Regions from separate parts of the Homo sapiens genome. Here region 1 is linked to region 2. A link is an interaction called in ENCODE POLR2A ChIA-PET data of the cell type or tissue named here. Cell type or tissue: PC-9. All regions are shown on one strand. Links, peaks and the distances in the headings refer to the core of each region. The heading gives the core; the rest is flanking DNA.

Region 1 (4,396 bases), core at 324-4,323, 640 kb before region 2:
CAGCACACCAGGCTACCTAAAAACAATTTTTTTTATAGATACGGGATTTCTCCATGTTGCCCAGGCTGGTCTCAAACTCCTGGGCTCAAGCAATTTTCCCACCTCAGCCTCCCACAGTGTTGGGATTACAGGAGTGAGCCACCATGCCTGGTTTCCTACTTAATTTTTTGTAACTTTCTTTGGGTTTTGAATAATCTCATTACTATTACCAATACTGTTAATGTTTTATCAACATTTTTATTTTAAAAACATGTGACTTTTAAAAGCTATGTTATAAGAAGGAATTTATTACACAGAGGGCATAATTTTTCCCCAAGATGTGATAGAGACCAATATCCAAAATGTGATTTAAATCAAACAATGTTGGAATAAAGTTATTCAATTATGTGAAGTGTTTGTGACCATGTATTTAAATGAGGTACGTATTAAATTGTTAGGTTTTTAATCTAACTAATTGTATTTGTTTACAGCAGAATGTCACTATTTATGTAGTAATAGCCCTCACTGGCACTAACGGATTTTTGAAATGGATTTTATTCTGTAAATGAACTTTAACTTAGTTATAGGTTAAATGTATAGAGCCTGACATATTTAAATTCTATGTTTAGAAATAATGCCAGGAAACTGTGGATTTCCAGAAGAACACAGAAACATTTCCGTGTAATAAAAATAGAGTAATCGCCAGGTACCTGACACATCTGCACCTGCCACCTAGGTGATGATGTATGGCTGTGAGTCAGATTTCTGCAACATGTACAGGAAGTCTGTTCATATTCCAGTGTCTGGTCCCTGGGGTGACAGGGGCACTCTCTGCTCTTCCATCACCACAGGGGCAATGACCACTGGCCTCAACAGTACCACAAATACGTAATCGAGATCATCGATGCAGATCTATTTTCCCTTTTTTTTTTTTTTCGAGACAGAGTCTCGTTCTGTTGCCCGGGCTGGAGTGCAGTGGTGCAATCACAGCTCACTGCAGCTTCCGCCTCCCTGGTTCAAGCAATCCTCCCATCTCAGCCTCCTGAGTAGCTGGGAATACAGGCACATGCCACCATGGTCAGCTAATTTTTTTTTTTTTTTTTTTTTTTTTAGAGACAGGGTTTTGCCATGTTTCCCATGGTCTTGAACTCCTGGGCTCAAGTGATTTGCCTGCCTTGGCCTCCCAAAGCCCTGGGATTATAGGCATGAGTCACCGTGCCTGGCCTACTTTCTTCTTTGTGCTTCTTATGTTTGAATTTTTCATTTAAATTGTTAGTTTTATAATCAGAAAAATAAAAAAAGATTATTTTCACTTTATAAAAACTGTTGATAAAATGTAAGAACTCTCCTTACGGAAGTTCACTTCCAGGTTTGTTAGGTATACTTAACCTCAGTCTCTCTTTCTCTCTCTGTCTCTCTGTTAAAATTCCCGTTATTCTTTTTCTTTTTAAAAATGAGTGACATTAACCATTCTTTCACACATTTAAACTCTACTTTTTTTTTTCTTTTTGTTTGCTTCTTCACCTTTGTTTCGCTTCACCCTAGTCAGTTCAAACCTCAGGCCCTTGGCATCCTCTACAGTGGCAGACTGAAGACTTGGAAATCTTCATCCCAGCCATATACACCCACCACCATCATCTAGGATGTTCCTGACCTTTATTTTACACTGTACTTTGGGGGTTTCTCGGAATCCAGGGACCTCTGGACTCATCTTGACAGCAAACAACATCATAGGCTTCAGTCCTTCCTTGAACTTTTCTCTTCCTCATGAAAAGATGACCTGTCTTATTTCTTCAGAGTTTTGCAAGAAGCTGGAGAGCTGATTGGCATATGCTAAGTTGAGTTAATGGCAAGTTGGGTATAATGGTTTATGGGCTGTATCTCCTGGAGGATATATTTACATAGTTTAGAGTGGCTGGAAATACCCTAACCCTGGAGAGTGGCTGATAGATGGAAGGGACTTAGTTCATGAGGCAGGTCAGGGAGAGATCTTTTTGGCCAGGTATACTTTGAGTATCTTCCAAAGCCCACCTTATAGGCAATGACCTCTTCTGCCAAAAGATAGGACTGTGCAAACGCAGTGTGTAACTTCCTGAGTGACTGTGGTGAAGTCAGTCACATTTCATTCTAAGTAGTAAGTAATGCAATCATATTCCCTACAGTTTCTGAGGCCCCGCTGGGGCATCAGGGTCTCCAGGTGCCACTGCTAACACTAGCGGAAAATATTCTTTCGAAATTTCCTTTTGCTACAAATGAGAGATTTGGTGGCTATGGCAGAACAGTCTTTGGCCAACAGAGTTAGGAAATGGTTCAATGAGCACACTCTAGAGGAACCTGAAAGGCAGTGACATGGATAAGGGGGTTGAGTGAACCTGTTCCACTAATCTCTGAGAGCTCATGTGAGAACCGGCCTGAGGGAGGAGGTAACGTGAGACAGGAGTGACTCGAGAGGATCAGTAGTCACAGGCTTCCTGGTGTGAACTTTATAAAAACAGCACCCTCAAATCAACCATCCCCCTAGAAAAAAGAGGAATGAAAAAATCACCTTTTGGGGATGGTAAGCAGTAAGGTTTTAAGACTATGAGTAACAAAAATGTGTAGTGGGTAAGTTGAGGCAAGGAGAGAAAGGAGAGAGGAAGGAGCTGCTGGGTGCATTTCAAAGCTATGCTAAGGAATTCAGGTTAAATATAACCAAACTCTTTCAAGCATCAGAAACTTCTCCCAGCCCCAACCTCTGCCAGTGGAATCTTACCAGGAGCCCAATATATGAAACAGATCAAAGCGGAGATATTCTGTTTTATCTTGCTAACTTTAAAGTTCGTATTAGTAGAGCAGTTAGTAGAGGAAGCTCTAGAACTGAGCAGCCTCTTACCTTCAGGTATACGTTTTTAATAGCCGCCTCATTGAGCCCTCGCCACTGGTCTTCTTTGGCCTTGGCCTCCTTCAAGTCCACGAAGTAACCAGTGACCGGAGTCCGCCCGGAGTGGACTGGCGGCTTCCACTGGAGAACCAGTGAGTCTTTCCTGACTTCACTACACTTGAGACTGTGCGGTGGTCCTGAGAGAGAGAGAAGCCAATGAGTAGAAATCATAACAGAGAAAACTCGTCTCCACACGTTTAGAACCACTTGTAAGTCTTCAAGCTAATCTAACACTGGTGTTCTTTTTTCAAAATCTAGCTTTCCCATGAAAAATAAGTATTCTGTGGTCATTTCACAACGTTTTCGTACTGCTCTACATTAGCCCACTGAGTCCCTTTAAGGGTGGCAGGTAGGTAAGGCCACTCTGAGGTGCCTCTCAAAGGGTGGACCCAAAACTTCCCTTCAGGCCATTCTCTGGCCTGCATTAGTCTCAAAGACCTTTTATTGGAACAGTCTGATTTAGCTGCAGATTCATATTTTTTGATTTTTATTTTTAGACACAGGGTTTTGCCCTGTTACCCAGGCTGGAGTGCAGTGGTGTGATGGTAGCTCACTGTAACCTCGAGCTCCTGGGCTCAAGGGATCCTCTCACCTTAGCCTTCTGAGCAGCTGGACCTACAAGTGTGCACCACCACACCCGGCTAATTTTTTAAGTTTTTATAGAGATAGGGTCTTGCTGTGTTGACCAGGCTGGTCTTGAACTCTTGGGTTCAAGTGGTTCTTCTGCCTCAGCCTCCCAAAGTGTTGGGATTACAGGTGGGAGCCACCATATCTGGCACCCAGTTTCAGATAATTTTTGAGTGACAGCCTAAAATTTCCCCTTAATCTCAAATAGTATAAAGAAAGCAGCTCTATTTGATGGCATATGAATATAGAGAGTAATAGCTCTTTCAAAGGAAAAAGCATCACTCCCAATTGGAGGAAAATCTTCCCCGTAAAGAGTATGCGCAGCCCACAAATGGGTAAAAACAAACGATAGGTTATGGTTTACAAAATCCTTTTACCAAATTAAATATAATCAATCCTATGGGCCCTGCATCTGCACTAAATACTGCCAGGTACCTTACATTCATTTATCTCCCTCTTCCTTAAGACAATTAACAGAAAGAAAGCTCAGAGAAGCCAAGACACTTCATAACCCTCTGCAGGGAGAAAGCCAAAATGTGGCCTGTATGAATGCTATTCACATTCTTGGCAAAGTCCAAACTACTAAGTGATTGCCTGTATCTTTGCATGACCACCAGCTGCTACGCAGGTGAAAAAATTTATTTTTTCCTTTCCTTTTTTTTTTTTTAAATAACAACTGACATCTAGCCAACCAATCAAAATCACCTGAAGTGACTCACAGTAGCCTGAAAGCCAACTTGTAGAAGGACATACTCTGTTATGCCATGCTTTGGTGTTGTGTAATTGATAGTTCAATATTTGTTTGGCCCTTTACCTTGGCTTCATGGCTACAAATATGCGTCATGCTTGCCTTCCGATGTTTTGTATAAA
Region 2 (4,396 bases), core at 196-4,195:
TTTAAAAACTGTAGGTCAAAGAGAAAGTTGCAAGGGAAATTACAAAGTATTTTGAACTAAATAACAATAGAAACCCAACATATGAAAACTTATAGGATGCAGTTAAAACAGTAGTTACAGGAAAATTAATAACTTTAAATATCTATGTTAGAAAAAAGAAATTATCTCAAATTAATAATCTAAACTTTCACCTTAATAGTCTTGAAAAAGAGCAATTTAAATCCAGTGCAAGCAGAATGAAGCATATAATAGCTATTATAGTGGAAATAAATGAAATGGAAAGCAAAAGAAAAACGAATTAGTTGTTTTTGAACAAAAGTAGGCTCTTTAAAAAAATCAATACTTTAGCAAGATTAAACAAGAAAAAAGAGAAGAAACAAATGATCAGAATTAGAAAAAAGAGAGGAAACATTATGACTGACATCAGAAAGTAAAAAGATTGTAAGAGAATACTGAAGTCAGCAACTGAGACAAAATAGAAAAAAATTCTAAAAAAACCCCCAAATTACCAAAACTGCCTCAAGAAGAAATAAAAAATCTGAATAGATCTCCAACAGCTAAATAAATTTAATTTTTAAATAAAAATCTTTCCATAAATAATAGTTCAGGCTCAGATCGTTTCACTGGTGGATTATGTCAAACATTTAAAGAGGTAATATCAATAGTCTATCAACCCTTCCAGAAAATAGAGGAAGAATAAATATTTCCAAACTCAATCCATGAGAGTAGTATCACCCTGAGATCAAAGCCAAAGATACTGCAAGGAGGCCAGATGTAGTGGCTCATGCCCGTAACCCCAGCACTTTGGGAGGCCAAGGCAGGCAGATCACGAGGTCAGGAGTTCAAGACCAGCCTGGCCAAAATGGCGAAACCCCATCTCTACTAAAAATACAAAAATTAGCCTGGTGTGGTGGCATGCGCCTGTAGTCCCAGCTACTTAGGAGGCTTGAGTCAGGAGAATCGCTTGAAACCGGGAGGCAGAGGTTGCAGTGAGCCAAGACTGTGCCATTGCACTCCAGCCTGGGTGACAGAGCGAGACTCCACCTCAAATTAAATAAATAAATAAATAAATGGTGCAAGGAAAGGAAACTACCTACTAATAGCCCTCATTAATATACACCCAAAAATTCCCAACAAAACAATAGTAAACGGAATCCCACAAAATACAAAAAGGATTACACATGATGACCAAGTCAGACATACTTCAGGAATGCAAGGTTGGTTTAGTATCTGAAAATCAATTAATATAATACACCATATTAAGGAAACAAAGGACTAAACCCACAAGATCGTCTCACATAGAAGTAGATAATGCATTTGATTAAACCCAACAGCTATTAATGATAAAGACTGAATAAACTTGAAATAGCAGAAAACTTTTTTAATCTCACAAAGGGCATTTACTAAAGACCAGCAGGGAATATCACACTTAATGGTGGAAGACTGAAGGCTTTTTCTATAAGACTGAGAGAGGGTGGACGCGGTGGCTGTTGCCTGTAATCCCAGCACTTTGGGAGGCCAAGGCGGGTGGATCATGAGGTCAGAAATTCAAGACCAGCCTGGCCAAGATGGTGAAACCTCGTCTCTACTAAAAATACAAAAAAATTAGCCAGGTTTGGTGGTGGGTGCCTGTAATCCTAGCTACTCGGGAGGCTGAGGCAGAGAATTGCTTGAACTGGGGAGGCGGAGGTTGCAGTGAGCCAAGATTGCACTCCAGCCTGGGTGACAGAGCGAGACTCTATCTTGAGAAAAAAAAAAAAAAAAAGACTGAGAGCAAGGCGAGGATAACTGTTCTTGTCACTTCATTTCAGCATCATTATTGGAGTTTCTAGCCAGTGCAAACAATTAAGAAACAGGAACAAAAATTTTACATAATACCCAACGTATTCAAACCTGACCAATGAAATCTGGACACTGCACAATAAGTCTTGGCTTTGTCATTAACTATTTGAAAGACTGAAAAAAGTGACTTTAAACTCTTGGGATTCAGTTTTCTAATCTGTAAAATGAGAGAGCTCAAAATTTCTATGAAGCTATAATAACGGGAGCTTCAGTTTACAGTGAATCTCTTGATGATATTGATCATTATTGGCCAAAATTATTCACAGACTATTTTTATTTATAGACTCAGGGTCTAACTCAAAGCCACTTTCTGTCTGAAGCTCTCCCTAATGCCTGCGCTCCAAATGAGTCTCTTCTTTTTCTGCCCTCTTATGGTTGCTTGCTTGCACATCTATTTATAAGCTTAACATGGATTATATTGAAGTCAGTTCTGCATGTCCTTCTTAACCTGGAGATGTGAAATTCTCAAGGGCAGGAATCACATGTCCTCCATAACATCCAGCATAAGCGTCATGCATAGTTGGATTAGTCATGCATATGACTCATGCATATGACTCCTCCAGCATAAGCGTCACGCATAGTAGGATTGCAGATGCCCGACTTTCTTCCTTTGTTCCAGATATTTGCATTGCCGGCCAGAGTCCCTTTACAAATTTTACGTTTTTTGCAACAACACAGTTTTCCTTAAACATTAATTTTCCTTCTGTTTCTTAGGAGTGTGACTTCATAAAGGGATCTATTTCACCAACCAATGTGCCCCATCCGAAGATCTCAGTTTATACACAGGGACAACTTCTAAAGTTTAAGATACAAATTAGAGGAACAAACTCCTATAGACCCCTTCTATATTCTTGTTCTTCCTCCGTAAAGGTTTGACACGGGGCATAAATGTCATCATTATTTCTGGGAGACATTGCTATTGTGAAGAGCTGTAGACTTTGGTATCTCCTAGAAGCTCAGGGTTCAGGGTAGGGTGAAAGGGAGTTGAGAGAATAATCTTGGGGATTCAGTTGATGCTGCAACTTATTATTTGCTCCATCTATATTGCTCTGCCAAAAAAAAAAAAAAACAAAACCCAACCTGATTTGGTTGGGGATTTCTGAATGCTCAACTGGAGAAACTGTTCAAAAACCACAGGCTCACTATGTGCAAAGCCACATGCTAGAAGCTGGAATAACCCATTTTAGTTATCAAGTTGGCTTTATCCAAAATGAAGGTGTTGTCCTTTTCATAATAATTCATCAGACGTAGAAATTATCAACATAAAATGCAATTCTTTCAGCGTGCCAAATATGTTTATCCATCATATTTAGACTCTTGTGGCACTTGGAACTTAAATGTTCTTTCCTCAGTTATCAAGGCTATGCAACATTAGATTTAAAGCAATACAAAATGAATGCCGACTATGCATGACGCTTATGCTGGATGTCATGGAGGACATGTGATTCCTGCCCCTGGGAATTTCACATCTCCAGGTTAAGATGAACATGCAGAACTGACTTCAGTGTAATTCATGTTAAGCTTATAACAGATGTGCAAGCAAGCAACCATAAGAGGGCAGAAAAAGAAGAGACTCATTTGGAGTGCAGCCATTAGGAAAAGCTTCAGACAGAAAGTGGCTTTAAGTTACACCTTGAGTGGTAAGACTGTCACCAGGTAAAAGTGAGCCAGACATAGTCATTCCAGATCCAGGGAGCTGCAAGGGCAAAAACCTGGAGGCAGAGGTACAGGCAGCGGCCGGGGTGCCAGACACTCAGGATGCCGGTGTATCCAAAGCTGAGCCTGTTCTGGTCAGAGGCCTATTGAAGTGAGGTGTAATGCTCTGCTGGTCAGTTTCTTCATCAAAACGTGGGCTTCCCGAGGGCAGTGACCACAGCTGGCATCATGGGAATACATCATTGTAATCCCCAATGTCAGCACAGGGTCCGACATGTATTAGGCCTCCTTATATGTTTGTTATGTAAGTGTGTGGGGGGCAGGGGTGGTAGGGTGTGAAGCCTGGCCAAGACATTGTGACAAGAGGCCCAGTGGGACTGTGATGAGGGCCTGGAGAAAATCAGGGAACTGCGGAAGGAAGACAGGAGGGGCGACACAGGGCCAATCCAAGAGGAAGCAGTTGAGAGGTCAGACCTGCCGAGTTCTGCTCCTGGGTGACAGGAGGCAAGTGGCGACACCTTTTACCTGATATCTAGAGTACAGTCAGGCCCAGGGGAATTAGTTTCTTTTTTTGGGAGCAGTAAGGAAATAATCTATCTTAATACTTCAATGTGCCTAGCAGAGTTTTATTGCCAGCTGGCTGGGGATACAGCAGGCAGTACAGAAAGAATTGTTTCCAAAGTATGCCAGGCAGGAGTTTTGGGCTACAGGCTGCTTTCATGATCGCAGGAGGTCTGTGTGAGAACGCGGTCATACACATGTGGGCAAATCACTGTCCAGAACTGAACAGCAACTAAAGCTAAGTGGGGCACCTCTTCCTTCTGGTCCAGGGCTGCCAGTTTTATAAAAACAATCCTTTGCATTGCCTCAAAATAACTCCTGCAATTACCTTCACTTA

What was found. ChIA-PET counts read pairs that join two places held together with the same protein. Peaks named below come from ENCODE experiments on the same cell type or tissue, not always from the same donor. Only the 100,000 strongest peaks of a DNase experiment are listed, where the experiment ranks them.
Region 1: POLR2A ChIA-PET joins it to region 2 with 26 read pairs; 1 of 35 experiments calls an interaction of 5 or more read pairs at or near these places.

The regions. Positions count from the first base shown.
Region 1 is chr18:3,113,480-3,117,875 of GRCh38, forward strand. MYOM1 (myomesin 1) reads right to left here. Exons shown (of 38, transcript NM_003803.4): 21 at 2,852-3,036. Among named protein-coding and RNA genes, the nearest start is that of LPIN2, 100 kb to the left of the region's middle. In PC-9, for the core only: no CTCF peak of the experiment used is centred there; DNase peaks (open chromatin) are centred at 722, 2,342 and 4,302; H3K27ac peaks cover 2,645 bases.
Region 2 is chr18:3,756,362-3,760,757 of GRCh38, forward strand. The region is part of intron 5 of DLGAP1 (DLG associated protein 1); the gene reads right to left. Among named protein-coding and RNA genes, the nearest start is that of DLGAP1-AS6, 110 kb to the left of the region's middle. In PC-9, for the core only: no CTCF peak of the experiment used is centred there; a DNase peak (open chromatin) is centred at 2,380.